Linked DNA regions of Mus musculus: region 1 is linked to region 2. A link is a loop called in an ENCODE intact Hi-C map of the cell type or tissue named here. Cell type or tissue: heart. All regions are shown on one strand. Links, peaks and the distances in the headings refer to the core of each region. The heading gives the core; the rest is flanking DNA.

Region 1 (15,034 bases), core at 7,035-15,034, 190 kb before region 2:
ATAATTTCCTGGCTGATGTATGAGTGCGTGCATCTGGGTTTCTGACAGTGGCATCCATCACTGCTGGTCCTCTGGGAACGGGTGCTTCGCAAGTAGAATGACAGTCATACTCTAAAGTTCTATTCCTCTGGGGATCTAGATTCCCTCCAGCTCAGAATGGGGGTCAGGTAACAATATTCACTGAGTGGAGAGCAATGTATTAGGCTCCACAAGAAGAAATCATCATTCTTTATGCTGCTGGGAGGGAGGGAGTTGTAGTACAAAGAAAAAGCACACGGAAACATCAAACCCAAGTGTGCGCGAGCACACACACACACACACACACACACACACACCAATCCAACAAAGCAATTTAGACCTTGCCCTCAAACTGAAAGGATTTCAAAGACTCAAAACAGTAAGAAGGCCTTAGTTGTCTGGTTGACCAAAAACCATTTAGAAGAAGAAAGTATCAATGAAGTCACTGCAGACAGTCGAACTTTTCTGTCTCTTCCCAAGTAGCCGAGTCTTAGTGCATTTTAGGGAGAAAGCTTGAAGGTGACCAGTTCCACCCTACCCCAGGTGGGTGTGCTTACGCATGGTGCAAAGTCTTCTGTTGGCTCTATTAAGGAAGGATGGGAAACTGGTCTGATAGCAAAACAGATGAATGCTATGTGGAGGGCTTCTGAGTTGGGCAGGCAGGAGAGGGACTTAAAGCCCACGCCTGGGACCTTTATTTGGCAACAGGGTATGGGAGTCTTTGGAAGCAAGTTGCAGTCACACGGACTTTCTGTGGACATGGCTGACCTCAGGAAAAAAACAACGTGAATGATGCTGCCTTCAAGGAGAAAGAGGACCCTTGACTCTCCTGGGTACCAGATAAGTCAGGGACACTGTTTTGGTGTGAATAGACAGGCCTGGGGGAGCAGCAGAGGTGTGCCTAAGATGCCTGAAGAATAAGGGCTTAGTCCTGTTTGCAAAGTGAGAGACAAGAGGAAGGTTAGACCGCAAGGTGCCCAAGACTTTCAGCTTGGAGAGCTGGGGATTTGGTAGAGGGGAGCCACCCATCTGATTCTCCCTATAAGGAAGACAGTGGGATTGGACTTTGGGGTGCTTATTTTCAGTACAGAATGAGCATCACACAGCAGATACACTAGGGCATGCAAGGGCAGAGGACTGAAGACAGGCTGGACCCAGCAGCATCTGGAAGGGTGGCCCATGAGACTGCTCACCCAGAGAGGCTCCCAGGGAGCTTCCCTTCTCAGGCACCTTCCATGGAAGCCCAGCATAGCACTGGAGGTCGGAGGGGAGGGAGGAAGGGAAGGAGGGAAGAAGGAAGAGAAAAGACAAACAGGTGGACCAAAGTCAGGAAGAATGTGGGAGGATGGGAAAGGAGACAGATGGGTTGTTGTTTTTTGGGTTTTTTTGTTATTTGTTTTTTGGGTTTTTTTTGTTTTTTTTTTTCCTTGAACATGTATCAGAATCTCTTCTAAGTACTTGTCTGGGGGCAGCTGCAGGGCCGCTGATAACAGCAAGGTGATCAGAGGCCCTTAATGCCAGGCCCCAGGCTAGTTTGCTTTACATATATAGAAGCCGCATAATAAAGTTACTGTTGTTATCCCAAGCACTTGTGAGGCATGGGACGGTCGCTAGGCTGCCCAGCATCACACAGTGAAATGGGTTGGTTTGAAGAATCATCCAGAACCTACTTAGTCACCAAGCACAGCGGCTTTTCCTGTCACCGACTTGCCCCTCACCTGGTGGACTGCTTGTTCGGTATAGCCAAGACTTCCAGAGCCCCACCCAAACACATTTTCTGTAAATAGGCGTTAATTCTTCACTAAGCCTCCCAGAATGTAGGTCATTTTTTGCCGCCTTTGTCTTTTTTCTGTGAATTAAATGCTGCACCCAAGAGGTGGAAGTTCTGTTTGTTTTTGAGCTAACAAAGGGGGAGGAGGGAAGCAATGAGATTTGTCTTCAGAGCCCCGCAGCTCTGTCTTCACAACTATCTCCAGGAAGACCTGCTTGCATTTCTCAGAGGGCACCGAGACACTCACCGGAACATCACAACTGTGCAGCAACTTTGTCACGGGGCTTCTGTCTTGATGCCCTGGGAGAGAGGTGGGAGGAACAGTGATGCTGCTCTTTCTGGGGACTCTACCCAAAGACAGTCTGCAGTAAACAGCGAGGCAGCTGGGGAGAGTAAAGCAGTCCTCCCCCAGCGGCCTCTCTGGGTCAGTTTTCCTTCATCAAGCCAGATACAGCAGAGATCATGAGAGACTTAAGAGCCCTTCATTTTAAACCAAAGAATGGGCTTGTGGATATGCGCACTGAAAGAGTAATCACTCGTAATGAGAAGTCTGTGCCTTTTGTTGAGCTGCTTTTCCGCTCCCCTTGCCTCTAGGAATGATTTTCTTTCTCATTTCTTATCACAAAGCCTCAGAATAAATTCTCTTTGTTATTGGGAGAGAAAGTCCCCATTTTTCTAATGCGCTTCGGAAAGCTGCCTCTGTGGGATATTAGCATTATCTCTGGCTGGAGAAAGGCTTGAAAATATCAGACTCAAGCAACTGTGAGACTAAAGACCTGGGGCTCCCAAAACCAGGATTCCTCCTGCAGTCTTCTCTCTCCTGGGCTCCTTCTGTAGTTCTGCCCTTCCCGGGGAATCCTGTAAGCCCCCAGAGGGCGTGGGCTCAAAGCCCTGTACTCTCATGTAGGATAAAGATAATTCTGCCTGAAGGTCCTCCACCCACTTCCAGCACCAAGGGTGAACGCTGGGGTGCTGGGGTGTTAACCCCTGAGCATCTGCAGCCAGCATATTCTGGGCCAGACCAGCATCTTCCAGTGTGCTCCACATGGGTGTCCAGCATGCACAAAGGACTCTGAGGCTGCGCCTTGCAAATCCATGCAGAGTGCCTTCTCTTCCAAAAACAAAAGGTCAACGCTTAATTTTTGCAGAAGGAAAGGCAAACCAGGTAGATTCCCATAATGGTCATAGCAGAAGCAACAGAAAGACTTCACTGTTTTGAGGTGCAAGCAGAGCTACCCAGCATGATAGTGATGTGCCCAAGAAGGCCAGGAAGGAAGAGCTCTCCCTGCAGTCCCAGCACTACTGCACCCTGCTGGTGGCTCCTCCCTTCTGTCAGCCACTGTCCCCAAGAGGGAGCCCAAGGAAATCTGCTCTTCTGAGACAGAGTACGGGTTCAATTTTAGAATTGTCTGTGCTCATTTCTCAGCCTCCAGCCCCTGAAAAGAAGAGACTGAGAAGTATCCCAGACAGAGGCAATGCCAAGATGAGCTATCCTAGTATAAGGCCCAAGCAGCTGGAACTTTTAGAGTGAAGGACCGCCATCTCTTTGTGGGGATGTCCTCCTTCTCATCAGTAGTTAGACTCCACTGTCACCAGGAGGAGGGAGACAACAGCCTCCCCCCACCCCATTTCCTCAGCTCTGTTGCCCACCAATAGCTTTCTCAACCCCTGTGCCCATCCCATGTCTCACCCGCTTGCCTGACCTGCCAGGAGAGTGTTGACCTCAGGTTTAAAGCAGCCCAGGAGCAGCTCTGATGGAAGTGAGGAAGATGGAAGTGAGGCAGCAGTGAGGAAGACAAGCCTCTGCAGTCCAGGCTCACCATGACACGCAGTGACCTTCCTGGTCTGCTTCTCTGGGTTTCTCTGTAGGACAGGCTAAGAGCCATTCCCACTTATCTCCAGCCCCCCAACCCCCACCTTTGATGGTGATGGTTGATATGTTCTGCATCATTTGGAGGTAAATGGCAGAGCCAGCCAGCACTTCTGTAGGCACCATGTCCCTCCCTCCCTCCCCCACCCAGGTATGGAAGTCTCTTCATCTGCCCACACTGAACTGTAAAGGGGATAGCAGCACCCCAGGGGTGATACCACATGCAAAACTCCAGAGCAGCCCCTGTGAGAGCTGGGAGCATTTGGGAGGAGCTGAGAAGTTTCCATTTGACTGGCTCATTAATTCCTACCATGGCCCCCCGCTAGCCTGCTGCAGGAAAGGAGTCCTTCTGACAACCCAAGTCAGGAACGTTACTCTTCTAATTATTATTCAGGAAAACACCCTAGGTCCAACTTGTAAATGTTATGTAATAAATTATCATTTCAGAAGAAATAGAAAGAAGCCTTGACTTTATTCATCTGGCAGCCAGTGAGATGAGTACAGGAGACCTTTCAGGGAAGGCTGTGTCTACAGGGATTCTAACAGGCGTTAAAGGCATCCAGAACACACAGGAGACTGAGGCTTTTGCAAACCTGGCGATTGCAGGGAGTTCGAGTCCATGAGGTAGTTCTTTACTTTAAGGTAATGTTTTGTAAGAAATAAAATATGACTACTTTAACTTTCCGTGGTCAGGGTGTTTTGTTGGGGGGGGGGGGGGGAGGCAACAGTTTTCCACACCACTCCTGGACCTAAGTCTGAGCACTGAGACTTGAACACTAACACACACCTAACACACACCTAACACACACCTAACACACACCTAACACACACCTAACACACACCTAACACACACCAGGTCCTTTGATTTCATGACGCTGTCTTCCTGCTCTCAACAAGCCTTGCCTCAGACAACTGAAGTAGAAATTGTCTCTCATAATTCAAGTTAGATATCCTGGGCATCTTGGTTACGGAAGCTGGGGTTATTAATATTACATATTATATATTAATATTACATATTATATTACATATCAGTCGGTGGGGATGTGAAAGGGGCAAAGGCTGTGTCCCACACAAGTCACTCCTGTCTAGACTGACGGGGATCCACTGCCTTCCTCAGCACCTTCTTTCAGGGCTGCTATGGGTACCAGAGGGGCTGACTAACAAAGGAGAGAGAGCATGTGGGATCAAGTGAGAATAGTGAGGGCCCTGGCCTGCACCCCAATAAAATCCCTTCCACTCGGTCCACAGACCCATCTAGAACTGGGCTCTAGAAAATGAAGCCCTTGCCTGGTGTATTAGTCAGGGTTCTCTAGAGTCACAGAACTTATGGATAGTCTCTAGATAGTAAAGGAATTTATTGATGACTTACAGTCGGCAGCCCAATTCCCAACAATGATTCAGTCGCAGCTGTGAATGGAAGTCCAAGGATCTAGCAGTTACTCAGTCTCACGCAGCAAGCAGGCGAAGGAGCAAGAGCAAGAGCTAGACTTCCTTCTTCCAATGTCCTTATATTGTCTCCAGCAGAAGGTGTAGCCCAGATTAAAGGTGTGTTCCACCACACCTTTAATCCCAGATGAAAGGCGTAGCCCAGATTAAAGGTGTGTTCCTTAAACTCGGAGATTCAATCTTCTGGAATCCATAGCCACTATGGCTCAAGATCTTCAAACCAAGATCCAGATAAGGATCTCCAAGCCTCCAGATAAGGGTCACTGGTGAGCCTTCCAATTCCGGATTGTAGTTCATTCCAAATATTGTCAAGTTGACAACCAGGAATAGCCACTACACCTGGGAAGCAATGGATGGCATGAGACCCCATCACGGGTTTGCTATTGGATGATGATTACGGTTTCTATGGTGATTCCAAAGTCTACAGAGCCTGTTACACAGTGCCCTACCCGAGCTTTCTCCTTCACCTGCCCCACTCCTCAAGTCCTGACAATCAAGTTCTTGGCTCATTTTAATCAAAGAACAACCTGAATTAGTCCATTCCTAGTGAACTAGTGAACATTAATAGTACTAGATACTGCGTCCTCTACTGGACATGTGAAGAACAATTTGAAAACCCAGATAGTGTGTGACTTTTCCTGTCTTGCGTGTGCCCGACTCAACCATCAAGAACGACGCTGCAACAGGATCCTTCTGCACACGTTTATTGGGAGAGCTTGATTGCAGAGGCGAAGAGACCCTGAGCCCAGAACTGGTGCTGCTTATATAGGCCTAGGAGAGGCGTGTCTCACACCCAGATTGGTTATGCACTATGCCTCATTTGTATGTTCCTCATCTGATTGACTACTCTCTCTCAGTACCTCACAGAACCTCATTAACATACCTCATTTGCATGTCTCACATCTGATTGGTTATATTCTCAGTAACTCATTAACATGCCCGCGCCAGGCAGTGACTTGACAAAAAGCTTTACTGCGTATGTACACATTGGTTGTTTGTCCAAACTTATGCGTGGTGGCCAGCAGTAGCCAGCGCCACTCTGCAACAGCACATGTGGCTTCCCACATTCCTGGAAGGATGTGTGCAAAGTCTACTCCGCCAAGACAGGGCATCAACGATAGACCAGAAAAAAAAAAAATGACTCCCTCAAGGTCTAGCTTAATGACTGAACACATTCACTGAGGTGACTTCCAGGAGCACGGGCTACTCAAGAGCAGCTGCACCACACAATACCCAACCCAGCATAGAGGACAAGTCATGAAAGCTGCCTCCCTGGCTCCACCAGAGTCTCCTCTCCCTAGCTTTCATGACCGTGGGGAGGGACCACGAGAATCCTATAATCTACTGAGTCTCCAAGGCTTTTCTCGTGAGCCCGAGCCTCAGAGGCTCCTCCTCCCACCAAAAGAGAAAGTTTCCGTTCAGAGGAATGAGTTACAGAGCAAACTGCAAGGTGGGCAGTTGGGCCACTGAAGGTGCAGAAGCTAAGCCACATCCACAGGCCACGGCAGCACTACCAGACCCATTTTGATCACTTCAGAAGAGAAATTGTCCAGACTCTCCGTCCCTCAGAGTCCTCATCTATAAAATGAGGACTTTAGGTTAGGTGTTCATGACTGGGCCGGGACAGGAGGTAACTCTAGAGTTTGCTGGCAGCTAGCCTGACCAAAAAGTAGTAAACTCCTCATGTACTCATGGGCCACACTTAAACATACACACACACACACACACACACACACACACAGAGACAGATCAAATAATGGTATTTTTAATATATATCTAACTTAAAACATATCTACAACATAAAGAAATCTTACAATCCAATAATAAGTCAATGGCTAAAAATAGATTAATAATAATAATAATAAAAGGGGTAGAAGATATGAATAAATGTTTATTTGAAAGCAAAAAAAATTTTAAAGCTACACAAATGAAGAGAAAAACCACATGAAGAGATGATCGGCGCCATTCTTTAGTCATCTGCAAGACACAAGTCACTAGCATCAGGTAACATGGACTAGATTAGTTATAAATTGTTCACGGGTAACAGTTATTCAGGCTTACAAACTGTTTGAAACAAGGGGGAAATGACCGACCGAAGTCAGGATAGTGTCGGCAGATTCAGGACTCCAGGAGACTGATGCTTGTGGCTGTACTGTGGAGCCTGGCTGAGCAGGGTGGTGGCGAAGGCGCAGGCGCAGGCGTTTGCGATGTTGTTTAATTGTACCTTAGGTAGCTAGAGTGGCCGCAGCACTGGCTCTTGGCCTCTGCCTAGTGGGTGCGGAGTGCTCATGCTGGGTCGTACACAAAGTTTCTCAGAAGCACCAAGGTACCCAATGAGGACCTGTGGTAGGCGCCCAACCTCTTCTGTGGACTCCATTGGCCTTCTTCACTCTTTCTGCCCCTCCAAATACACATAAAAATCTTGATAGTATGCAATCACTCGCAGGTTCAAGACAAAAGCCCTAATGTGTATGCAGCCCTCAGTCAGACTGGGAACCTTTGTAAATCAAGGAGCCCAAAGGTAGCTGGGCTCTTCTGCATGGTGTACTGGCTGGTTTTGTGTCAACTCGACACAGCTGGGGTTATCACAGAGAAAGGAGCTTCAGTTGAGGAAATGCCTCCATGAGATCCAGCTGTAAGGCATTTCCTCAATTAGTGATCAAGGGGGAAAAGCCCCTTGTGGGTGGGACCATCTCTGGGCTGGTGGTCTTGGGTTCTATAAGAGAGCAGGCTGAGCAAGCCAGTAAAGAACATCCCTCCATGGCTTCTGCATCAGCTCCTGCTTCCTGACCTGCTCGAGTTCCAGTCCTGACTTCCTTTGGTGATGAACAACAGTATGGAAGTGTAAGCCGAATAAACCCTTTCCTCCCCAAACTGCTTCTTGGTCATGATGTTTGTGCAGGAATAGAAACCCTGACTAAGACACACGGGTTCCGCCCCCTGGAGGTAAGTAAGGGAAAGCACCCACAAAAAGGGTACCTTTCACCTACAACTAGATTCGGCAAGAAAACGAAAGGCTGGGAAGGGCCAGGTGAAGGTGCAAGGAAACCTGGGTTCTGGTTCCATTTGTTCCTTCTTCAGCAAGGGGGTTCCCTCGGGGTTCTCAGTTGCCCCTTCTGTAAATCTGTGGGGAATCCCTTTAGCTAAATCAAGCAAAAGAGACTCTAGAAATGTCACCGGCTCAGCTGGTGCCTCTAAAGGCAGTGAGATACCTACTTATGCCAGGGTGAACGTGGCACGGCTCCCTAGCGGCGGGTGACCAGCAAGCACAGTAGCCTGAAGGGTGAGCAATGCCTGACGGGGCGGGGCTCGAACCCACAAAGCAGGCCCCGGTCATGTGGCTGAGTCACGTGTCCTACCCGGAAGCGCGCCGCAGGCTGGCTACACGCTGGGCGGTGCGAGCCGCGGATCCGGTACGTGGGCATCGTGGGTGACCAAGCGCAGTCCTGGGTCGCCCCTCGGTGGGCACCTCCGGCAAGCTCTCCCAGTTTGGAGAGGCCCGGGCACCCGGGGAAACCCGCATCAGTCTCATGCCTTTTGGAGCGGGCGTCACAAGCCAGGCCTTCGTCCCCGGGAGGAGAGGGGGAGGGTACGTCAGAATTTCTGGGTGTCGTTGAAAGAGTGCTAAGCAGCTATTGGGCGGAGCCACGCAGTGAGGCGGTGCTAAGCGGCGCAGGGAGAGACTCCCTCCTAGGCCAGCTGCTCCTGCTGGAGCATCACAGGCTATAGTCCCCACCCCTCGCACCCACCCCCCAACTGAGCTGTGTTAGGCGGGACAGAGGCCACGGGGACAGTTTGCTAGGGACAATGAGAGAACTGTGACCCGGGTGGTAAAAGTGGGTGCAGGGGATTTTTCTCAGAATCGCCCTTCTCTTCAAAGTTTCCTCCTTTTAGAGCAAAATATAAAGAGAACAAAGATCAGAAAATGAGGTTAGCCGCAACCGTAAAACCAGATACCCACCGAAAAGTATGCGGGTGCTTACCGGAAGTTACCATCAAGGCAAGCCCGAGAATGGTGCAGCCAGGCTCAGAGTTTCATTGCTTTCAAAATCCCCAGGATCAAACCTTCCTCCTCCGCCTTAGATTCTTCTTGCCTGTTATCAAAATGGGAGGATTCCAGAGGCAGCTTATTTCTCTTGTTATTTGAAGCCGGGAAATAAGAATAACACCTACCCACCGTTCTTGTCCTTAAGATGAGCCTACTGGGCTGAGGTTGCGACCTGGCTGGTAGGAACCCCGTAACCCGGTAGGAAGGTGCAACAGCGCTCTGTTCCCTGGCCTCCCAAGAGGAGTTTGAATCTCTGAGTTGAATGGGACCTTAGGAAAGCCCAACCAGAACCAAACCCGAATGCAGCTTTTCACTGGGACCTCCTGCCAGCTTGCGATGGGTTGTGTAGTAACCCATCCCTGCTCACCGCTCCCTGGGGCTGCTCAGGGTGGGATTGCTGACCCCACCTGTGTGTGAATGAGTGACCCAAATATAAACTGTCCAGTTGCAGAGGAGGTAGGAGCTAATGTGTCATCAACGCTTGCTCCACATAAAGGACACCTTCTAGCTTGTGGTCCTTAAAATGGGGGAACCTGTGACTTCTCAGCCCGTGTCCAGGTTGTCCACTCTCAGGAACAGGCGGCAGTGGAAACCAGACCCTCTGAATGCCTTCATGCCTTTTCTGCCTTAAGCATTTGCAGGCCCAAGGATGCTGTGCTGCTGTTGTCTGCTGACCTGGTCAGAGTATCTAGCTCCTCAGAAGCCCTGCTGTGTGCTTTGCCAAGGTAAACCATGCTCCTCTCCTGGAGGATGGAGGGTGGAGAGGTGGGCAGCACCCACTTGAAGAGCAGAATGAGAGGAGCGAACTGAACTGCCACATGCACCTCTTTGTACATTTCTTCCCCCTCCCCCTCTCCAGCCCTGCCCCCACCCCCCATGTCACTACTTCATTGGGGGAACCAAAGACAGGAACCCCAGAAGGACTGGGTGATGGCAGGCATGCAGACGAGGGTTCCGTGAGTGTCCATTGTTTTGAAGCCCATCTCCTTACCCAGGCTGAACTCACGGATGTGACCTTTGCCCTCGCTTTTCCCTGGAAGATGAAGTGCGTGTTGGTGGCCACCGAGGGCGCAGAGGTCCTCTTCTACTGGACAGATGAGGAGTTTGCTGAGAGCCTCCGGCTGAAGCTCCAGCAGTCAGAGGATGAGGAAGAGGAGGTAATTACAGAACAGGCCGTCCTGGTGGAGGTGGGGTTGGTAGAGGAGCCACAGAGCCACCCGAGGCCAGGAGGTCCCAGTGCCTCTTCCAGGCAGGCAGGAGGAGTCCGCAGGGCCTGTGCCTGGCCAACAGGGGGCAGCCTTTTGATGTCTTGAGTACTGTGATTTCCTATCTCACTGTCTGGGCCAGTGATTGGGGAAGGGGGTAAATTTTAGCCTCACAAGAGGGAGACTTGATGTCAGGTTCTCCATCTGAAAAGCTTGGCGTACCCATAATGATTAATTTTTAACAACTCTATTAAGTATAACTAGACCAACTGTTATCTGTTCACATTTAAATTATATAGTCCGATATATCTATATCTGTGATTCCATCATAGTCAGTGAACTGTCTGCCACCCCCAAAGGCTTTAACCCCTCTTTCACTTCTTTTCTCCCTAAGAGTCAGTGAGCCATTGCTGTCCGGTGAGTCTGTTATGTAGACCTATCTAGAACAATCATACACAGCAGTGTGGGTACATTTTGTGTTGTGGTTGGCTTGGGCTGGCTCTTTTACCTCAGCGTGACTCTTTGCCATGTCTTCATCTGTCCCAATTAGCGCCTATCAGTCAACCAGTTCTCTCATATCTATAGGCTGTAATCTGTTTCTTCGTTTCCTTCTTGGTGGACGTTTGACTTGGTTTTAGGTTTTGGTTACCATAGACATATGTTGGCTGTGAACATACACATCTTTGTGTGAGTTTGGACTCTGTGGGTGTTTGTTGTTGTTTTGTTTTGTGCGTATGGATGTTTTTCTTTCGTGGTTTGTTAATCCTGAGATTTGCAGGAGAAAAACCAGTCCCACCATTTTGAGCCGAATTTGAAGCAAGCTTTAATTAAATACTGACTGGGATGGGCTTTGGTCAGGACTGTCCCCTGGAGTTCCCAGCTGAGTGGCCCTAAGACACATGTTGCAGGGGCTTATAAGGAGAAACCCATACAGCCACCATATTTTCCCTTAGAGCGTAGTTATTTTCAGAGAACTTCAACTCCCAGCATTCCAGGAAGTTACCTGGTCCTGGGGTGGGTGGCCTTATAGGTTAACCTCAGGTCTTAACAGTGTATCTACATACCATGTGCATGCAATGCCCACTGAGGCCAGAAGGGGGCATTATATCACTTAGAATTGAAGTTACCAAAAATTGTGAGTTGTCATGTGGTTACTGGGACTAGAACCCAGATCCTCTGGGAGAACAGCAAATGTTTTTAACCACTGAGCCATCTCTCCAGTCCCTGTACTTCTTAAGAGACCCCCCAAACTCTCCACAGAAGAGGTATCCACCATTTTACGCCCCACCAGTCGCTTTCCAGTTCCTCGTTGATACTTAATATACATCCTTTTTTATTTTAGCCAGTTTAATAGATGTCAGCTAAAATCTCGAGTTGTATTTTTCATCCTTCAGTGACTAGTGACTCTGGGCGGCCTCTCGTGTGCTACTTTGCTGTATCTGTTCCCTATATTAGATCAGTTCTCTCAAGTGATCCTTATTGAATTTTTAGAGTTTCTTACACAGCTCAGACATGTCTTTTATTAGATCTCCGTTGCAAATATTTCCTCCCAGATTGCGGCTTGTCTGCGCATGCTCTTGAGGGTGCCTGCAGAGAGCACGCGTATATAGTTCTGATAGCGCAGTTTTCCAATTTGGCAATTACAGGTTGGGCTTTCGGCGACATAGCTAAGAAATCTCTGTCTAACCTAAAATTGCAAGGAGTTTTCCGCAGATCTTCTCCCGGAGTTGGTTTAGCTTGGGGTTTGGTTTGGTTGGGGAGTTTTGTTGTCTTCATTATTGTTGAGTTTTTGTTTACGTGCGTGCATGCACACCCGTGTGCACATGCCACAGCCCATGTGTGGCGGTCAGAGGACGCCTTGCTTTTCCTTCTGCTGTCATGGGGATCACACTGAGACCGTGAGCCTTGGCAGCAGGCATCTTTAGTTACCGAGCCACCTCCAGCCCCTATTGCTATTCAAACAAGATTTTACTAGGTAGCTCAGGCCAGCCTCTAACTTGCAATCCTCCTGCCTCCACCTCCCAAGTACTGGAATTACAGGCACACACCTCCATGCCAGATTTAGGTTTAGATTTCATATTGAACCTAATGAGCCTTTACCTTGAATGTAGTGTAGCGTATGGCCGGAAGCTATTCTGTATGTGGACATCCAGTGTATTTAGTATCGCTCAGAAATGGCTGCCGTCTTCTCTTAGATAACTCCCATTGTGCATTTCACAGGAATCATTTATTTTTTTAATAGCATTTTTCCAGGGTTAATTTTGGGTTAAACTTTTTTTTTAAGATGTATTCATTCATTCATTCATTCATTTAATGCATATGGGTACACAGTAGCTGTCTTCAGACACACCAGAAGAGGGCATCAGATCCTATTACAGATGGTTGTGAGCTACAATGTGGTTGCTGGGAATTGAACTCAGGACCTCTAGAAAAGCAGTCAGTGCTCTTAACCACTGAGCCATCTCTCCAGCCCGGGTTAAACTTTTTTATTAGAACTGCAGTGATCAAAACATTCTTGCATTTCCTGGTACACACAAATCTAGCTGCTCCCCCAGAGCCAAGAATAAGGCAGGTGCCTGGCTGGACTCACTCCCCTCCCCATGTCCACATCACCATCAGCATCACCATCAGCATCAGCATCAGCATCAACATCAGTATAGTGATGCCCTTGTCCGTTGTTAAGAGGAAACAAGACTGACTCAGGGGGTTGTGGATATTCAGGTGATTTTCTAAAGTAAAAACCAGGCCGTCTCTTTAGCTCTTTCATCTTTAAAAACCAGCACATCTAATCTTTAAGAACCTATAAGAAATATTTCAGTTCTTTTGTCTAATTAAAACCTGGTACAGGGCCAGGCAGTGGTGGTGCACGCCTTTAATCCCAGCACTTGGGAGGCATCGGCAGGTGGATTTCTGAGTTTGAGGCTAGCCTGGTCTACAGAGTGAGTTCCAGGACAGCCAGGGCTACACAGAGAAACCTTGTCTTAAAAAACTAGACAAAAAAAAAAAAACTTGGTACAGGAATAAAATCCTGTGTTTTCAGTTCCTAAATAGCTAGCATAAGGAGCGAAGTCCCCGAGTTCTGATGTGTGCATGTCACACTTAGTTTCCGCTGAGTAACAGGAGTTCTTGTGGGGAACCTGAGAACACACAGTAGTTTGTAAGAACCTCATAATGCCACCACCTAGTGCTATTAGCTCTTGAACAAATCTGCTTTGGGGCTTTACCTTTTACATGATGGGGTTAGACCACATTTATGTTTCATTTCTAGATTTTTTTTTCATTTCATTATATCAAATCATTTTTGCATTTTGTTAAATGAACACAAAGGTGTAGTTCCTAATGGTACCATTATGTCCAAACATTTGAATAAATGTATTTGCATTGAATGATTTCTGTATACATAGATAGCTATGTATGTGTATTTATATACATATATGTGTGCATGCACACACAAACATATATCCTAGTTAGCTGTCATTGGGAATATTTATTTGTGCTTGAATTTCATCCTTTTGCCCAATTATTTGATATAATTATTTATAGAAATAAAAATGAGTTGAAAGCCATTCAAAATCATTTCAGCACTTTATCATTTTACCAATTGATATATAAGAATATTTCTTTATTTGTATTGAAAAAATTAGTCACAAAAGATTCTCAATTGAAAAAGTTACTGCTTTTATTTCACTGTAGGGTAAGTCACTGCACTTAGTCTAGAGTTTTTAAAATGACTTTCAATATAATATATGACAGTTAAAGAAAACAATAGAATATTTTAAAGGAAATAATAGAATTTTAATAAATCACCAACATTTGTTCCTACCTATGCTAGGGGATAGTTGTTTAACAATACTAAGAGCCTGAGGTTTGCTGGCTTCTGGGGGTACAGCAGCAAGTGTAGCAATGTGGTCCCCACTCTTAGGGAGTGAAGGTCCAGGGAGCCACCATGAACAGTCAACTGTAGGTAGAGTAGACCCCATGCGATTACGCTGAGCTCCACCAGTGACAGCACTGAGTGGGCTGAGTGGCTGCGGTGGGTAGTCCGAGGGTGCCAACAAAGAGGCTGGCTCTGTAGCAGACCTCGGGGTGGGATCCAGGCCTAGCTTCCTGAGCAGTGGGAAGGTTGGCAAAGCAGCTGCCCGGGCCTCTGCTGCTCATCACCACTGGGCAGCCACTTGGTTCTGTTTTCAAGGTGAGGGACTCCTTTGTTCTTTATGCATTTCAACATTCTTCCTGATGAGGAGCCAACTCCCCCAGCCACATTTAAAAATCTCAGAGGTTTCCCCCTTCTCCTCACTCCAGTATTCAGCTTCCTCCAATGGTTCACAGGCTCTTGTATCTGCTGCTCCCTTCTGTTGAGGGAGGGAGGAGGAGCAGTGGGGATGATGGAGAAGAGTGTTGGGGAAGGGAGGAGGAGTAGTGGGGATGATGGAGGAGACTGTTGGGGAAGAGAGGAGGAGCAGTGGGGATGATGGAGAAGAGTGTTGGGGAAGGGAGGAGGAGCAGCGGGGATGATGGAGAAGAGTGTTGGGGAAGGGAGGAGGAGCAGCGGGGATGATGGAGGAGACTGTTGGGGAAGAGAGGAGGAGCAGTGGGGATGATGGAGAAGAGTGTTGGGGAAGGGAGGAGGAGCAGCGGGGATGATGGAGAAGAGTATGTCCAAGTAAACACATGCT
Region 2 (16,428 bases), core at 3,856-11,855:
TGTGTTGTAGGGGAAGAGCCCAAAGGGGACCCCAAGGCCCTGGGTTTGAGTCCTGATTCAGTGGACACTGGGTAATTCTTAATCTTCATCTGTACATCTGTGAAGAGGGACGCTGATGTCTACCACCTGGGGGTGACTAAGGATCAGCAAATCAGGGCATAGAAAGACCACTTTGCAGAATACCAGGTAAGATGTAAAGTCCCTCAGAAACCACAGCCCCCGCTTTGATGTCCCCTTCACTGCAGGTGGTTGTGAACCCCACAAACGATGTTGCAGAGTCCGATTTCTCCAATAACATGATACGGTGCCGCTGCAAGTATGATGGACAGCGAGTCTGGTTGCACAACTGCCACACAGGTAATGCAGCCACGGCGACGCCAGCCTTGTATAGCTGCCGGGTCTGGAAAACGTTAAGAGGTACACCTGGACGTGCCTTGTGTGTCACAGATGGTGTATACAGACAGCTATGGTAGGATGACATTGGTCATCAACCTCACCACCTAGCAACTATATTCCTTCATGGATGACTGACTAGTTTCCAGTCTCAGATTCCTTCCTGTCCTCCCAAGCCACATCAAGATGTTTTTCTTGCCTAGGTATGGTAGTGCAAGTCTTTAATCCTGGCACTTGGGGAGAGACAGGCACATCTTTTGAGTCCAGGACAGCCAGAGCTATGTAGAGGAACCGTGTCTCAAAACACACACTTTCCTGTCCATTTCCTGTAGTTTTCCTGAACTGCCTTCTTTCCAGGAGAAAGTTCTCCTTGATCTCTGCTGTTACCTCCAGCTACAAATAGCAGCAGAGAGGACTGTAGTTTCAGACAGGGACAGGAAGGAGGTAGCTGCTTTTTAAACAGAACCCCTCCATCTCACAGTTGAACGGTGCCTAGACTTGCTAAGGTCTATGTATTTAAGGCAGGGCTGTCTTGTCAGTGTGTTTGAAGACCTACACAACTGTACTGATCACAGTATCACACAGTGGGATACAGGCCGTCGTGCTGTAGAGGGTGGACAGGCATAGAATCAGAAAGCCCTACCTTGGGGAGTACCCCTAAGGGTACAAAGCAAATGGGGAGCAAGCAGACAGAGTACATGAGATATCTGAGGCAGTGGTATTTGAGCAGGGCTTTGAAAGAGACGAAGACGCAGAAGTGAAGACAAAAATTATTCTGTGGCTGCCTTCTAACTGCCACCACTCTCCAACCTAAGACAGTGGGGAAATCTCAACCCAAAGGCTCATCTTTTCTTTCTTCTCTTCCTTCCTTTCTTTCTCCTTTTTTTTTTTTAAAGATTTTTTAATGGTGTGTGCACGTGAAGGTATGTGCACAAGTGTCCATGGAACCGAGAGGGACTGCAGTCCCAGGCCACTGTAAGCCCCACAGTGTGGGTGCTGGGAACCAAACTCAGGCCCTTAAGAGCAGTCCACACTCAACAGCTCAGCCATCCCTCCAGCCTCAAGGTTTTAATTACAATGTTCTGTTCTTTGAAACAGGTATGTGTAGTTCAGCTGGCCTTCAACTTGGGCAGTCTTCTGCCTCAGCCTCTGTGATCAGAGCTTACTGAGTACAGGCGTGTGCCAGTATGTCTGGGTAGTTTCCTTTTGTGAACATGGACTGTGAGCTTCTAGATCGCTGACGTGCTCCCCAGGGGGGCTGTGCTGGAACAGAAAAGCACTCCCTGGTCTCCATCTCTCAAACAGGGACAGTGACAAAATTTCAGTCACGATGTCTTTATATTTCGTCTGTGGTACTAGGCTCACGCACTCAGGACCTTCCATGGGCTGGGCAGGCACCCTATCACCGAGCTATACCCCTAACCTCATTTGTTTTAAAAATAAACTCCGCCAGCAAATGGGAGAGAAAGAAGGAGCATTAAAGTTTCACATCTGGGTAACTTGAGTAGACTTTGCTGACACAGAACGAAACGAGAATGTGAGAGGAATTGGGACTGTGCACATAGAGATGACAGAGCCTCTCTAACCAGACTGCTAGGGACCCACAAAGACAGTGCTAGAGTCCTATACATGGTACGACTCACTGCAGTGCGCCTGAAGTTAGCTATGTGACAAGAGCTCCTTAGAGGACCAGGAAACAAGTGACACTGAGCCCAGGGGGAAAGGAATGGGAAACTACTGTCCCTGTAAGCTTGCAGGGAGGGGAGCCAGGAGACAGTGAGCTCGAGAGCTCGCTGTCATGGCGGAGGCTGAGATGAAGCTGCTTGGACCTACAGTCACAGACAACCCCTGTCACTGCAGAGCCTCCTTCTGCTGTTGACTTACCAGGTGGAAACCAGGGGACAAGCCAGGTAGAGTGGCCACACAGAAAGAACATGGGGAGGGAACAAACGAGAACCAGTATAGCCTTTCCACACAACAGACGGTGTGCCTGGCTACCCTGATGGAAGGGCGCTGTGGTGGCTTTGTCCACTCAACTCTTCTGCTTTGGCCCACAGGAGATTCCTACCGAGCCAATGCAGAGCTCTCCCTGGAGCAGGAACAGCGACTCAGGAACAACTTGATCTGAAGCCATTACTGCACTCCCAGCTCTGCTCACACACCAGATACCTCAGCTGACTGGAGCCATGCCCTTCACAAAGCCCTGACTCACAGGACAAGGGGCTAGTGACAAGGAGCACCAAGAAGCTGCTCAGGAGGCCTTTCGGTGGCCAGATCATCACCCGGGATGGCAGTTCTCTCAGGATGGCTCTGGGCCAGCTCAACCTTCTCTTCCTTCAGGAGACTCGATCTTCTTTACAACTTGATGCACAGTTCCCAGTTTCAGGAGCTCTAAGTTCCTCAGGGATGAACTGTGACCAAGGCCCCCTCTAAGTGGTGCTTTGCAAATGTCTTGGAGGACCAAAGGACAGACGACCCGAGAACACAAGCTGTGGATGGAGTCGTTTTCTCTGCTATACGCTCCACGCAAAAGGACCATGTCAAAGTCACACCTGGCAGAGACGCTGGTGAACACAGTCCCTCAGCTTACCCTCACTTAGAACTCGCATCTCAGGCTCTGAAGCCTCTCCTTGCATCTTTACCTTCATTCGGTCACACATGGTGTTTCCAATATCCCTGAACCCTCAGGCCTCCTCCATTTCCTGATGGGTCAACACCTCGATTATTGGGGCTGGGGAGCAAGTTTCACAGAATGACGAGACAGGGCCTTTCCTGCAGAGTAGTCAGAAAGCAAGACGAAGGCTGAGGTCACATGAATTCAGCCTCGGAGGACCTCTGCCCAGGGAGGTGCCATATCTGGCAGGCAGGCCAGTCTCTTAGAATCACCCACATTGTAGGGTTAGCCTAAATTTCAGATTTAACCAAAGCCACTTCACCTTAAACTTTTGCAATTGAGAAGAAATTGGTCAGCCAAGCTCCTCTGCAGGAACACCAAGACAGGTCTAGTAGAGTTAGGAACAGAAGACGGAGTTAACAAGAAGTGAGAAGGAAACCTGGGAGAGGCCACCATCCAGTGAGGCGGCTGTGCTCTGTTCTTGCTCAGGTGGTATAAGACCTGGAGTCTTCCAGGGCATGCCTGGACCTTTTCTCCACTGACATACACACAGATGATCCTTCTAGGTCTTATAATGCCAACAAAGGTTGCTCACTATGGGCTGCCACAAAGGCCAGACCAGCTGAGCTTCTGCAGCTTCCACTGCACTACACTCTGCCCTCTTCCCTCCAGAGCTGGATGACGCTCGGAACACAATCCTTGGCACAGCCCACCCTAGTACATTTCTTGGGTCTCACACTAACCTGCTTCACCGTTACGCTGCCCAAGGTCAACAGTGAATCTTGGGTCAGGAAGGCTGAGAGGTGAAGGGGAGGAATGAGAAGGTGTGACCCAGACTTTAGACTTTTATAACAGAGGCTACAAAATAAAAAAATAGATGCTCGCAGACAGAACTGATTTTACAGCATTCTCCTCCCCACAGTACAAGAGCTACCCTGATAGTCAAAAGACATGTTTTGGGATACCTTCTGTGAACAAAAAGTACCTTTTTCTGTCTCCTCCATTCCGTCATCTCCTTCATCTGGCACAGGAAGCCTGTTTTGGTGTAACAGTTTAGGTAAACAAGGGAAGGACTGATTTCCTGTTGGATCCAGCAAACAGTGATATGATCCTCACACATGAAGCTAATGTTCTGCACAAGAATGTGCGCAGCTAGCTAGGGTGGGGTGGCAAGTGATGACTGGACTTGGGCAGGGAGGTTACCCTCACCTTCTTGTTGGATCTAGTTTCCAAGAGACCAGCAAAAGCAGGCCAGGCAGACAACCAACAGCACGCTCTCAGCTTTCCGGCCCACATCACACGAGTGGTAGGTGCAGCCAGTTCTAATTCCTGGAAAAAGCTATACAAGGGCTGTGCTGTTAAACTTCTGAGTTGAAAGGGAAAGACACGGGCAGCTTGGTGGCTGGCATGACTTATAACTAGATGAGGAATGTTAACAGAATACTAACCGCCAAATTCCAGACAGAACCAAAAACCTCAGAAGACTTTCACCCTGGCACACCTTGACTTCACGTGTGCTCCAGAGAAGGGCTAGGAAGCTCTCCTCAGAAGTTACGCTAATAGACTTTTAGACTATGAAGAGAAAACTAGAATCCACAGGGACTGTAGCTTTCTACTAGAAATTCTACATAACCCTGAGATTTAGACGTTTACCATATACAAAACATATATGTAGAGTGTACATGAGAGGTCATCCCCCACAGCTAACTTTTCTTTCAGAGCAGCCACAGCACTCAAACAGCTCTCCTTATCTTGGAGAGTTCTGTTCTCTGAGAGCAGCAGCCGCACTGTGTTCTCCCATTAGCTCCTCTTATAAACCAAGGATTTATCCTGCATGGACAAGCTTGAGCCGTGGCTGGGACTTCTTACTACTAATACACAGCATCCCCGACTACTGGAATAATGTAAGCAAAAAGCATATTTTCAATGGAAGTAAAAACAGCCCTGTCCCAAAACTTTCAAATGCTGACTTTAAAAAACTGTTCTCCGAGACTGATGGGAGTTATCCTGAGAGTTAAACGTAGCTGATTATCAGACATAAGATGGGTTGCTTCTTTAAAAACTGGGTAATAAACATTAGCAATGCCTATAGAGAAGGACTCTAAGCAGCTAACAAGAAGTCCTTTCACAGACATGTTTGTCCTTTCTCAAGGTCATCCAGCCTGAGGGTGTAGCTCAGTGGTGAGTGCTGTCTGGTACATGTATGGCCATGGTCTGGTATCTAACTTGGGGTAGGGTGTGAAAACATGGCAAGTGTGTGCCTTCAAAGTGTCTCTCGGTATAAAGCCATGCTGGGGGGCTGGATCAGTTAACTGCTCAGCAGTTAGGAGCCTGGTTCTTCCAGAGGACCCAGGTACAATTCCCAACATCCATGTGGTGGCTCAGAACCAACTGTAATTCTAGTCCCGGGAGATCTACACACACTTATGGCCTCCACAGTTACCAGGAATTCAGACATACATAAAATTAATAACAGAAAAATTAATAAGGTAACATGTAATATATAAAAATAAATATTATATTTATATTATTATATTAATAATAAATAACATAAAAATAATAAAAGGCAGTACTGGAGTCCTTGGTATTTTCTTTCATTGTATTCACTGCTCAAACAGAGCAGAGCGAGCAGAGTGAACACAGCTGAAGACTTGAGCAGAAACAGAGGACCAAGAAAACAATGCTTTCCCACATATGGAAGGTGGCACTGTACAGAGCCTCTGGAAAGGCAAGCCTGGAGTGAAGAAACAATGCTGAAGAACTGTGACAGAGCTCCAGCCGGGACTAGCAAGAGGGGCAGGTCAGGACTCAGAGCCAAGGCCAGGGTCATCGAGGGATATTTGAAGAGCCCCATTCTACCACGTTCTAGACAAAGCTAATAATCCATCATTGTCACGGGAATAAAAGCAACTTCTGCCCCAGTTGAAAACACAATGTGACACCGGTTCCTGCCACTTCAGCACCTTAGAGACCAGCACTACCGTCTCCTCAGCACAGAACGACTTTCCAAAACCACCAAGAAGGCCGCTGTGAGACAGAAAAGGCTGAGCTGGTGGCTCTAAGCTGTCCGGCGGCTCGGCCCATCACTGTACTGCATGGTCTGGGCCTGCTTGCCAAGCCCCTCTGGCACAGGCTAAGATCGTACCAAGAACACACTGGGAGCCAGACGTTTCCTGCAGGGTGTCAGATTTGACGGCTATGGAAAAACAACGCAAGAGGTTGGAGGGAAGATGCATGAGGAGACGAGGGCAAGAGAAGCTGCCACACAGAACTGCCACGACGGCACTTAGGGATCTACTCTAGGGCAGAGAAGACAGAGAGCACTATACTCACTGGGCTGATAAAAGTTAGTACCTGTCTAAACCAGGCACACCATCAGAGACTTGAAGACTAGAGAACTCATTTACAGGTTTTTCTGTTTTCTTCTTCTGATGTTGGCTTTTGGATGGGGGTTAAGATTTATAAACACCATAATGATTTATGTTATAAAATAGCCTTTAATTTTTCCCTCTCACAAGATATCACTGATTAAACTGGAGCGGCACTCAGTTCCCTAGGGCTGGTCCTTGTGAGGAAGGAAGGTAGCAGACCCGGCTGCTGTGCAGGCCCAAGTACCAGGCCCCAAGCTTAGTACACACTCAGGAACAAACACCCACGATGCGCTGCGGTTCAGGGGCTCTGGAGTTCTGGGCCAGCAGTGTAGTCTCTGTACGGGCTGAGTGCACCAGGCACTCCTGTCTGTGAGCTGTTTCCTCTCCCTGTCTTACTGCTGCCCCTCATCCTGCAGTTCTCAACTCTGAGAAGTACTAAGGAGCGCCCTGCCCTGCCACGGACCTCCGACTCCTATCACTGCAGGCTTGAATCCTGTTTTGCTTTACATTTGCTTCAGACTTCCTGGAGGCCTGACCCACATGAAGATGACCTGCTCCACCCAGGACGCTTAGAAGCCACTTCCATTTTCCTTCCCACATGACAGTTCCTTTTAACGTCTCTGTCACAGTGGACAGGTCTGAATTCAAGAGTGAGGACTGGACCCTCGTTCTCCAAGTCGTCTGTTTTGTTCATGTTTTCTTTAACATGCTCATCTGCATGTGCACAGCTCTGGAAAGATCCTCTTGTCTCAAGAATATCAACCACTTCCCAATCATGGATTCATTCCTTTCAGGAACTGATATTCAAACCACAGACTGGTCTCTGCCTTCCCAGATGTCTTCCCGTTGCTTGGCTTCCAACCGTTTTCTCTCTGTAAATAAAGGCCAATGTTAATCATATGATTATAGATTTCACACAGCCACTAAGTCTCCTTTAATCAAATTACAAGACAAAGATTATTCACGAGACAGGGGGATTCCCTGATCACCTTTCACCTGATCCCAGAGGTTAACATTTTTTTAGCTTTCCAAGTGCTTTAAAGAATTGATACTACTCTTGGTTTTGTTTTCTTTCTTTTTTTTTCCCCTTTCTCTCTCTACCTTTCCTCCTTTTCTTTTCTGTCATGCTTAGGATGAAACTCAGGGCTCCACACGTTAAACACAAACCAAACCAAAAGTGTTCTAGAGCAGCGGTTCTCAACCTTCCTACGTTGCGACCCTTTGATACAGTTCATCATGTTGTGGTGACCCCAACCATAAAATTATATGTGTGCTACTTCATAACTATAATTTCGCTACTGTTATAAATTGCAATGCAAATACCCGTGTTTTCCAATGGTCTTGGGTGACCCCTGTGAAAAGGATCAACCCATAGCTTGAAAACCACTGTTCTAGAGACTATTCCAGAAAGAAAAAATAATCACCAGATAAAATGGAGGAAAAGGAGTGATTAATTTTTAAGACAAAAAAATATAAATTGTATAATACATCTTAAATTATTTTTAATATAGAAACTTCATTTTTCATTTTCATTTGCCAGTACATATATACTAGCTGAGAGCAGCAGACCATGCTTGTAAGCCCAGCTACCTAAAAAACTAATGCAGGAGGACCACTTTAGCAAAGGAGCTCACAGTGTCTAGGTAACTGAGCTCTGAGGTACACCTAGGTGTACTGGTAGGTGTCTCCAATATAACATATACAACTTTGTGCTCCAAATAGTTTCTTTTATGCACAATACCAGTTCTAACTTTATAGCTGACAGCCATTCACCTTAATACCAGAAATACATATTATAAGCCTTAAATGATTCTTTTTAAGAGTTCTTATTCCAGACTGACAATGTCTACAAAAGAGTCTTCAAGTCATGAACCAGGTAGATTACAGAAATCAAGGTGAGTTTTAACACTTGCTATCTCAACCTATCTTCCAAATCATGAACATCACTTAAAAAAAAATCTCTAAACTACACTTGACTGTACTGTTAAGGGGAAGGAAGTTGGCTGGGAATGTGAGAGAGAAATTCCTTGCTATTTGGGCACCATCTTGTGGCATCATCTGAATATAGCAACAAAATTACACAAGGCAAAAAAATGAGGATCAACAAATTATAAACTGAAGGCTGATTAACACTACGCCCAAGAAAGAATTCAACTGCAAAGCAGGCAGGCTTGGGTTGGCTGAGGTTCTCCATGAGCAATGCCAAGGATAAACTTATCCAAACTTTGCCAGGACTTCCTAGGAAAGTAGCATGGTTCTGAGTTAGGGAAGACGTAAATGCAAAGCAGCCATGGATGAAAAAAACTGGTTGTGAATTCCAAGGAAAAACAAAGGAATCAGGAAAATTATTTACTAGAACTCAAATTGTTCATTAAGATAGGAAACAAATCAGAAAAATTATCCCTAAACAATAGAAAAATATGACCGCCCTATAATTCACAAGTCCAAAATCAAAAGTTCTGAAAATAGTTTTTATTGTAAAGTTTGTGTCAAAATTCATTTTTGTTAGCAAACCTAACCCGACATGAGGCTTCTACTGTTCACTTCATGTGACTTGTTACATACTTTGCCCAAGGAACATGAGTGCTAATGTGTTTGCTTTTGGTGTTATAAAACATATAATACAGACACTGTGCCATCTTTGTAAAGTCACAATTTTGAAATATGTCTAGTGTTCAATGCTTGCTAACAAAAGTCCCCTAACTTCTAAGTCTCACCTGAGCATGTATATGTGTGCATGTGTGCATGTGTGTGTCAATTCTGGTGGTAAAACATGGAAACAAAGAAGCACACAGAAACAGTGAAACTATAAAGCATATGAAACACAGAGAATACAGGTCAAAGGGGCCTTTCAAGTGCTCCCCTCTGGGACAGGGGACCTGCATGACTCGCTAAGGCTCAATTATCAGGAAGAAATGAGGCCAAAACCCAGTTCTTATTTTTAAGTAGCATACTTCCCATGATCCTGGCATCTGAAAATATCAAAAGAAAAGGAAAAGCATGTGAAAAAATTAACTGAAAGAAACACGTCCCTTTATCAAAAGAAGGCATTACATGACTGGCTGCATGAAAAAGGCTGTCATTAGCATGGCCTCCATTTAGCGTAAAGTGAAGGACACAAACAGCCCAGGCAGCAGTAGGAGAAGGGAGTAGGAGAGACTGGAACAGTAGAAGGGAATGGCTAGCCTGGAGCATTTCCATAAACTGTCCTGAAGACGCCCACTCCAGTGTGAAAGCACAGATAGAAATGCCCACTGAGCGAGCCGCTGAAGTCAGAGAAGAGAGGTGCTGAGGCCTGAGAAGGGAACGCCCCATCAGGCTTTATTTGACAAGAAAAGGGAAGGAAAGAGAAGGGCTGCAAATTAAAGACTTTCAAAATTTACTTGGGCACTTAAAAAATGATCACAAAACCCACTTGTCGCCACCTACAGAGTAATAATCAGCAAGCTTTGTGCAGAACAAGCCTGGGCAAATCTAATTGCCTTCCTTTATTCCCTGGCAGACTTGGGAGATCAAGAGAAGGGAGCAGTATAAGCAAACTCTTAATTGTGGCAAGGCTTCAGACAAAGTTTATCAAGTATTTATATAATCATCAGTGTTCCAGGAGAATGTAATCCAGAGCTCATCAGGCCCCAGCTAACTGGCAGATGATCTGCAGTATGTTAAGTGCAAGGAACCACGGGCTGTTTATTTTAGCAACACTTGAAGTGGTCAGTTAGTCCTAGTGTTGACATTTTTGTCTCTGAACCAAAAGAAAGAAAGAAAGAAAGAAAGAAAGAAAGAAAGAAAGAAAGAATATTACATCTCTGTAAAAATTTTTTCACATACTTATATGGTTAGAAATGAAGTGAATTTCAGATTAATAGGCAGGAAAAACATGAAAATACCCTGAAAATCTGACTATGGTCAGTAATACAGTGCTGCAGAACGATGGAATGTGCAAAAAGGTTTCCCAGAGTTAGCTACCATGGGTAAATCTGTTTTACTACAAAAGAGCAAGTATTGTTCAGAGATGACTCTAAGTTTGCTGTGATTTAATTAATCAAACTAAATAATTAAATTATTTACTTCCTCTGCTTTAGACCTATGAACCAAATGCTGGCCTTTTAGAACCAGCCAATTAATCATCTACTCCTAAGAATGAAGTGAAATTATGAAATAAAATTATAGTAGACTTTGAAGATGAGAGAGCAGCTTATTCTGAGAAGCAGTGACATACATTTCTAATTTTAGTCAGCAATCAAATATTTGGAATGGAGAACACAGGAAGATGTCCCAGATACTCCTGTGCTGAGCCCTTTACTTATGCGGTTTCATCATTCAGCATGAAGCAGTGGTTGAAACACCTGATTAACTACAATCCAAAGCACTCAGGGATGATCTATCTCCCACGTCCACTCTCAGCACAGCTCTGATCTGTTGCGTGCTCTCCTGGGCCAAAGGACGCTCTACTCATGCTCAAGAACAATGTACTGAAGGTTTTCACCTCTTGACGCACACACTGCGATTTGCTTTAAGTGGCCTGGCACTTCCTTCTCCTCAACTTTTTCAGCTTTAGTGATCTCCCTTAAAGGACTGAGGTATAAGCTGTTCCACTATAATGTCAGGAGAATCCAAGTAGGATAGAAAATTCTATCAGAGAAACTCAAATGATTAGGTGTGTTCAACTCTTTTAGGGGCAGGGCAATGAAAGTCCAGAGTAAAATACTAACATTTATGAAGAAAACCCAAAGTAATCAGTATCGTTCATGTACAGAGACAACAAGCACGTCTATCTTTTCTGTCCTTAACTCCCTGGCAGTCAGCAGAATTCTTCATGGAGGACAAAGAAGGGTTAGATTATTATATATAAATGAAAGGACCTATAACAGAATAGCATACAGTACAGACAATGAGCACATGTTAGGTCCGTGCTGACGCTGATCAACTGGCAATGGGTATGTCAGTACCCGCGCCAAGGGAGAATGCCATGACCGATCAGGTCCATCTGTTTCGTGTACTGGAAGAGCAGCAATACATAATATACTCTTGTCAATGCTCATGCCATATTACAACACAGAAAACAGAACCATATCTTAAGATTGTAAAAGCACCTTTTCAAGATTAAATTATGTTGTACTCAAAAACCCTCCCCGTGGTTAGGTAGAGCAAGCATTACTAGTTGGGAAGAGGACAGAAAGAGTGGTAAGACCTCAAAGCCACACAGCTAGTTAAGTGGCAACAGTTCTACTACAGCCCAGGGTTCTTTCTTGATTTAGTGATCTACCTTTGGTCTTTACAGAAAGAGCTGAGGGTAAAGAACGATGTTCAGATGTTCTGGGTTCCTACTAAGGAAAAAAGGAAGGAGAAACAGGTTTAAACTATCATCCAGATTTATAGCAAACCAAAGAAATTTTCTGTCAGTTAAAGCTGCTAGCCAATCTTTGGTATCTATAACTAAAAAGAAGCCTATTATAGTGCATTGTCTGGGGACGTCAAAAATTTATTTATAAAAGTAATATTTACCCCAAGGGGGAAATGGCAATTTTTCCCCCAAACCTTTCAAAAGGGTAGAAAAAAATGAGTTTTAATTAGAAAAGCCTATATTCAAATCCCCTTTCTCATTTCCTAGGTGGTAACCTCTGTTCCTTAATTTCATGGGGTCAGCTTAAGACATGGGGCCAGTGTCTTGCATCTGAGGTATGAAGCCAACACCATCAGAATTTCTACTTGGGAGTCTCCATCGACAACCCTTTTATCCACGTCTTACACTACAAAGCATCAGATAACAGCTCAGTGACCGAGACCTGCCTTGCACTGGCCCTGCATCTAACCCTAACATCACACACAGAGAAAGGGAGAGTGAGGAGTGGGAGAGCGGGAGGAGCCATTGCTTAAAGAATCTAAAAGTAATCCCTGGTTTGAGCTTTGCTTAGTGCATACAGTCACTACTGGACTCTAGGCTTTAAGAGGAACAAAACACATTAAGTAAGAACCTAGACTCCATACAGCTCCATGAGGTTGCTTAATTCAAAAGGATGCTAGTAAAAGAAACTGCCCATCTCCATTTTCTCAGACACAGAAGAGCTGTGCTGCAGAATGACAGAACGGCCTTCTGTGATCCACGCAGCCAACCCATTTGGTCTCTTAATTACAACCCAGAGCCTCTTAAGCTCCAGTTACCAGAGGAGCTGAGAAGCTGCGGCAGAATGGTTACAAGTTGAAGTTCAGGAGAGGCAACACCGTGAGAGCATCAGCTAAGATAAACAAACAAACTATGAAATATTTTTCATTTTAAAAAGCAACAGAGAAGTTAGCACGGTGGCCCAGCACCCCAGAATCTGATATAGGCCTGCCGTAAGTTCAAAGGCAACCTAGGCTACACAGTAAGTTCTAAACCATTCAGGACAACAAAGTGAACGGTTTCAAAAACAAACAAAAGTCACTCAGTCAACAGTCTCACTTTGAAACTGCACCACGGAAATGTGCTTTGGACAGTAAAGCGTTTAAACAAATACATCCAGAGAAGCAGCATGATGGTGGGCCTGCCGAGAACGAGAGAGCACACAGACGATCTTATCCCAGCAAAGCGACAGCCTCGGTATTTGTAGAGATACAGGGGATTTACGCTCACACGGAAGGCGTGGCGTCCAGCAAAGGGAGCCAGTTCCTCAGTAGATACCTCTCCCATTACCTTCCCTCATCCTTTTTTGTTTTCTTTTGTTTAGTGCTGGAACTGAACCCAAGGCCTTAGGGCATGCTAAGCAAAAGCTTGACAACTGAGCTGCATCCCCAGGCTCCTCCCCCCCCTCCCCCTCTGAGATAGGTAACTGTAGCTACATCCAAGAGCCGCTTTCTTAAGACATAACCAATGTAAGGGTTAGGAATACTACACATCCTTTGATCCAGCTCTGTTGTTTGCCATCTACAAAAGCAAAGGCAATCCTTTCTCTCTTCTATCCTCTATAAGCAACCTTTGGATAAACAATGCACTAGAAAACAGAATTGCCTCATTATCATCATTAAGGTAAATTAGCTGGGTTCCCTCCTGAAACTCTAACCCCTGCCATGATGCTCTCACTCACTGGTTATCTGGCCGGTGCAGCTTAGAGTCCGAAAGCCGCCTGCTATCACCAAAGCATAGTGGACAGAAGTATTAATGGCCTTGTTAGACTGGCAATAAACAAGCAGTTTGAAACTTCAGTTGGTTTAAAGGAAAAATGAAGTCACTTTTTGGTAAGTGGAATTTTCAGAATTGTTTTCACTGATTCTATTCATCTTGGGTAAAGGCAAAGAACTTGTCTAAAGCTTGACAGCTGTTAAAAAAATACTTCTGTGTCAAGCCTGAGTCCAAGTCTTTACCTAGAATTAAAAAACCAATAAAGAGAAGATATTTTCTAAGCTTAACACCAAACTATAAAAAAAGTCTTGCTTATGGATCTGTGGAAATATTTTCTGAGAACTCGTGGGTTTTAGAGAATCATCAGAAGTCAGGTGAATCTACTTGATTGTGTTAAGAAGACAAAATTCTTCTTATAGTTATTATCATCAATATCAGTTGCTGTCTCTGCCTTAACTTGCCTTCTACCAAAAAAGATCTCAGCTATCTGACTACACCACAACACTGTCAGCGTGGTCATGGAGCGATAAAGCACAGTAAACAAGGCCTGGGAGACTGAAGTCTTCAGAGGGAAAATTTTCTTTTCTTTTTTCTTTTTTTAGTTTGAAACAAACTGTAGAAAAGCCAGGAAAGAGTTGCGAAAGCAGAGCCTACCTCTCAGTAACAGTAAATTTACTAGACGCCTTGTGCACACAGGAGTGAAAACACCATCGATTCATCTGAGAGGCTTCTTGAAGATGGAAACAACAAGATGGAAGGCACATTATTCTTTTCTGACACGTGCCTCATAGTGAAGCCCTTGTGGACCAGACCAAAGACCACCAGTCAGCTCACCTCGGGCTTCCTGCAGTTTCCTGAGCTCTGCTTCCCGTTCAGTTTTGCTCTGTTTGCTTCGAACCCCAAGGGCACTGATGACTAGCCTTCTGGCTAAGGCTGCTGAAGTCTCAGGTCGTTCCTTTGCTGGCTGGAGAAACTCTGAGGGGAAAAAAAGGAGAAAGAGGCAGTGAGAAAGAGAAACCACTACAGCTCCAAGTGATTTAACTCAGTAATTAACATACAAAACAGACTAACAAGGGCAGTATCAGCAGTAATTAATACAGCCCTGATAGATGATGATCCAAGGAAATTAGTACGGCGAAGCACAAACAAGCCGGGCTGTATTATCTGCATTAACACAATTTCTTACAGCAAGTCTATCAAACAACTCCATCAGGTGAACTAGGCGGGGATGCCATCAGAACCTGGCTACTGTACTGCCTGTCTTTGGCCAGTTCGAGCGGCTGCTCAAAGGGCTCACTTCCAACATGCTCTTTTCCTTTCTGTCCTTAAAATCACATCAATACAAGTATTGACATAGAAACGCAATGTCTACAGAACTCTGGATCGTGAGAAACTGCTGGAACCAGTAGCAACGTCAGCATTAATAAGGAACAACAGCAGAGAGGTTACAGGCTCACCAGCACACGCTCTAGCTTTGGCCTTGGCTGCTCTTGTGGCCTGTGACAAGGGCCGGATCTTCACCATGGTATGTTTAGTACCCAGGGCATCGCGAGCTGCAGGAAGAGCAGAGGTAAGGAAGGAAAGTGGCGCACACGAGGATTTGGGGCTATGTCTTACAAAGCATTTGTTCACACAAGTTATGTGTCGTGGCAAGAAAAAAAATCATAAAATATAGAAAATCTGTAAACAGCAAGTAGGATAATAATTGCTTTAGAACAAGGATCAAACCAAATGCAGCAACTGGGCTTTCTGTTTCTGTAAATAAATGTAAATAAAACTGTATGAAACAGAGCCATGCTCATTTGCACACTGTGGCTACTTTCTTGCTACAAAAATCCAGTTAGGTAAGTACAGAAGCTTTTTGCTCCACAAAGTCAAAAATATTTTATCCAGTCCATGCAAATTAATGCTCTAAAGATGGTTCAGACAGGAGGTCAATCTCTGACTGCTGTGGATCCTCTGCCTAAGCTCTATCCTGAGTCCAGGGTATGTCTGTGAATAAAAGACCAACCATATATTCAGAGAGTAGCTATTACAGTAGAATTATATAGAATTCTACTTCTAATTCATTTTTTCTGAAGGAAAAAAATAAATAGTGTAAAATTTAGTCTCACTTTGGTCTTTATCATGTCTGACATTTAAGTGTGCAAATGGCCAGGGAGGAAGTGCCTACCTTTCCAAATACCAAATGCTGGATTAAAGAGAAGAGGGAGAGAACGTGTGGGTACAGGCCACAGTCCTCAAAAGCCAGTGTTTGTTCTAATACAGACACTAATACAGGTACTGGCTGAGCAAAGTTCTTGGCTGGACTAGAAGGGAAATGAAAACAAGTAGCAAGAGCAACTAAACACAAGGGCCTGGACGTCCTGAGAGTCACCGGACAATACCTGTGATTGGGCTGGCGAAAACTCCTAAGGCATGTGTGTCATCTACCCACTTAATATCAAATCCTTTCTTTCTGCAACAAAAGAAAACAACTTTTACATTTCTTAACATTTATTTTATGAAATGTCTTTAAAATAATTTTACAAAGCATTTCATAAGGAATGGGGATAGTGACATCAAAACAGCTTGACACACGGAAGCCACTAAAATTTAAAAGCAATACCGTCATTAGGAATTACCCGGGAGCATTATCTAGATGCCAACTAATTATTCCTCACAAACTGACTGGCTGGAGAGGTACAGTAGTTAATGTACTATTTTCAAGAGATGTCCTTATGAGCAGCAAGTGAGAAGGGATGGAAAAGGAAGCCAGAAGAGGTATAGAAGAATACAGGAAGTCAGAGGGGGTCATCTGGACCTGATGCAAATGTAAACTGTGTGTGTATGTGTGTGTGTGGGGGGGGGGTAGGGGTGGGAACACTACATTGTTAGAGATGTAATTCAAATTGTAATAAAAAATTAACTCTAATAATGAAAATTACAACTGTACTTACTAATGCTTACTA

What was found. A loop is a pair of places that touch in the nucleus more often than their neighbours do. Peaks named below come from ENCODE experiments on the same cell type or tissue, not always from the same donor. Only the 100,000 strongest peaks of a DNase experiment are listed, where the experiment ranks them.
Region 1: it touches region 2 in a loop (4-fold over the local background); 5 of 42 quality-filtered maps call a loop at or near these places.

The regions. Positions count from the first base shown.
Region 1 is chr19:42,773,398-42,788,431 of GRCm38, reverse strand. Hps1 (HPS1, biogenesis of lysosomal organelles complex 3 subunit 1) reads left to right here and starts at 8,454. Exons shown (of 20, transcript NM_019424.3): 1 at 8,454-8,518; 2 at 9,786-9,878; 3 at 10,149-10,310. The coding sequence starts at 10,194. It overlaps Gm16244 (a long non-coding RNA gene), which reads right to left and starts at 9,400. Exons shown (of 2, transcript XR_386720.3): 1 at 9,089-9,400; 2 at 6,858-8,992. It also overlaps a transcript of Hpse2 not described here. In heart, for the core only: CTCF peaks have their summits at 8,351, 10,435 (motif pointing right) and 11,458 (motif pointing right); DNase peaks (open chromatin) are centred at 8,471 and 8,721; H3K4me3 peaks cover 1,464 bases; H3K27ac peaks cover 1,925 bases.
Region 2 is chr19:42,581,427-42,597,854 of GRCm38, reverse strand. It overlaps R3hcc1l (R3H domain and coiled-coil containing 1 like), which reads right to left. Exons shown (of 7, transcript NM_177464.4): 4 at 15,865-15,935; 5 at 14,935-15,030; 6 at 14,312-14,452; 7 at 5,599-7,250. The coding sequence ends at 7,183. It overlaps Loxl4 (lysyl oxidase-like 4), which reads left to right. Exons shown (of 15, transcript NM_053083.3): 14 at 246-357; 15 at 2,451-5,576. The coding sequence ends at 2,521. Among named protein-coding and RNA genes, the nearest start is that of Loxl4, 23 kb to the left of the region's middle. In heart, for the core only: a CTCF peak has its summit at 8,427 (motif pointing left); no DNase peak of the experiment used is centred there; H3K27ac peaks cover 744 bases.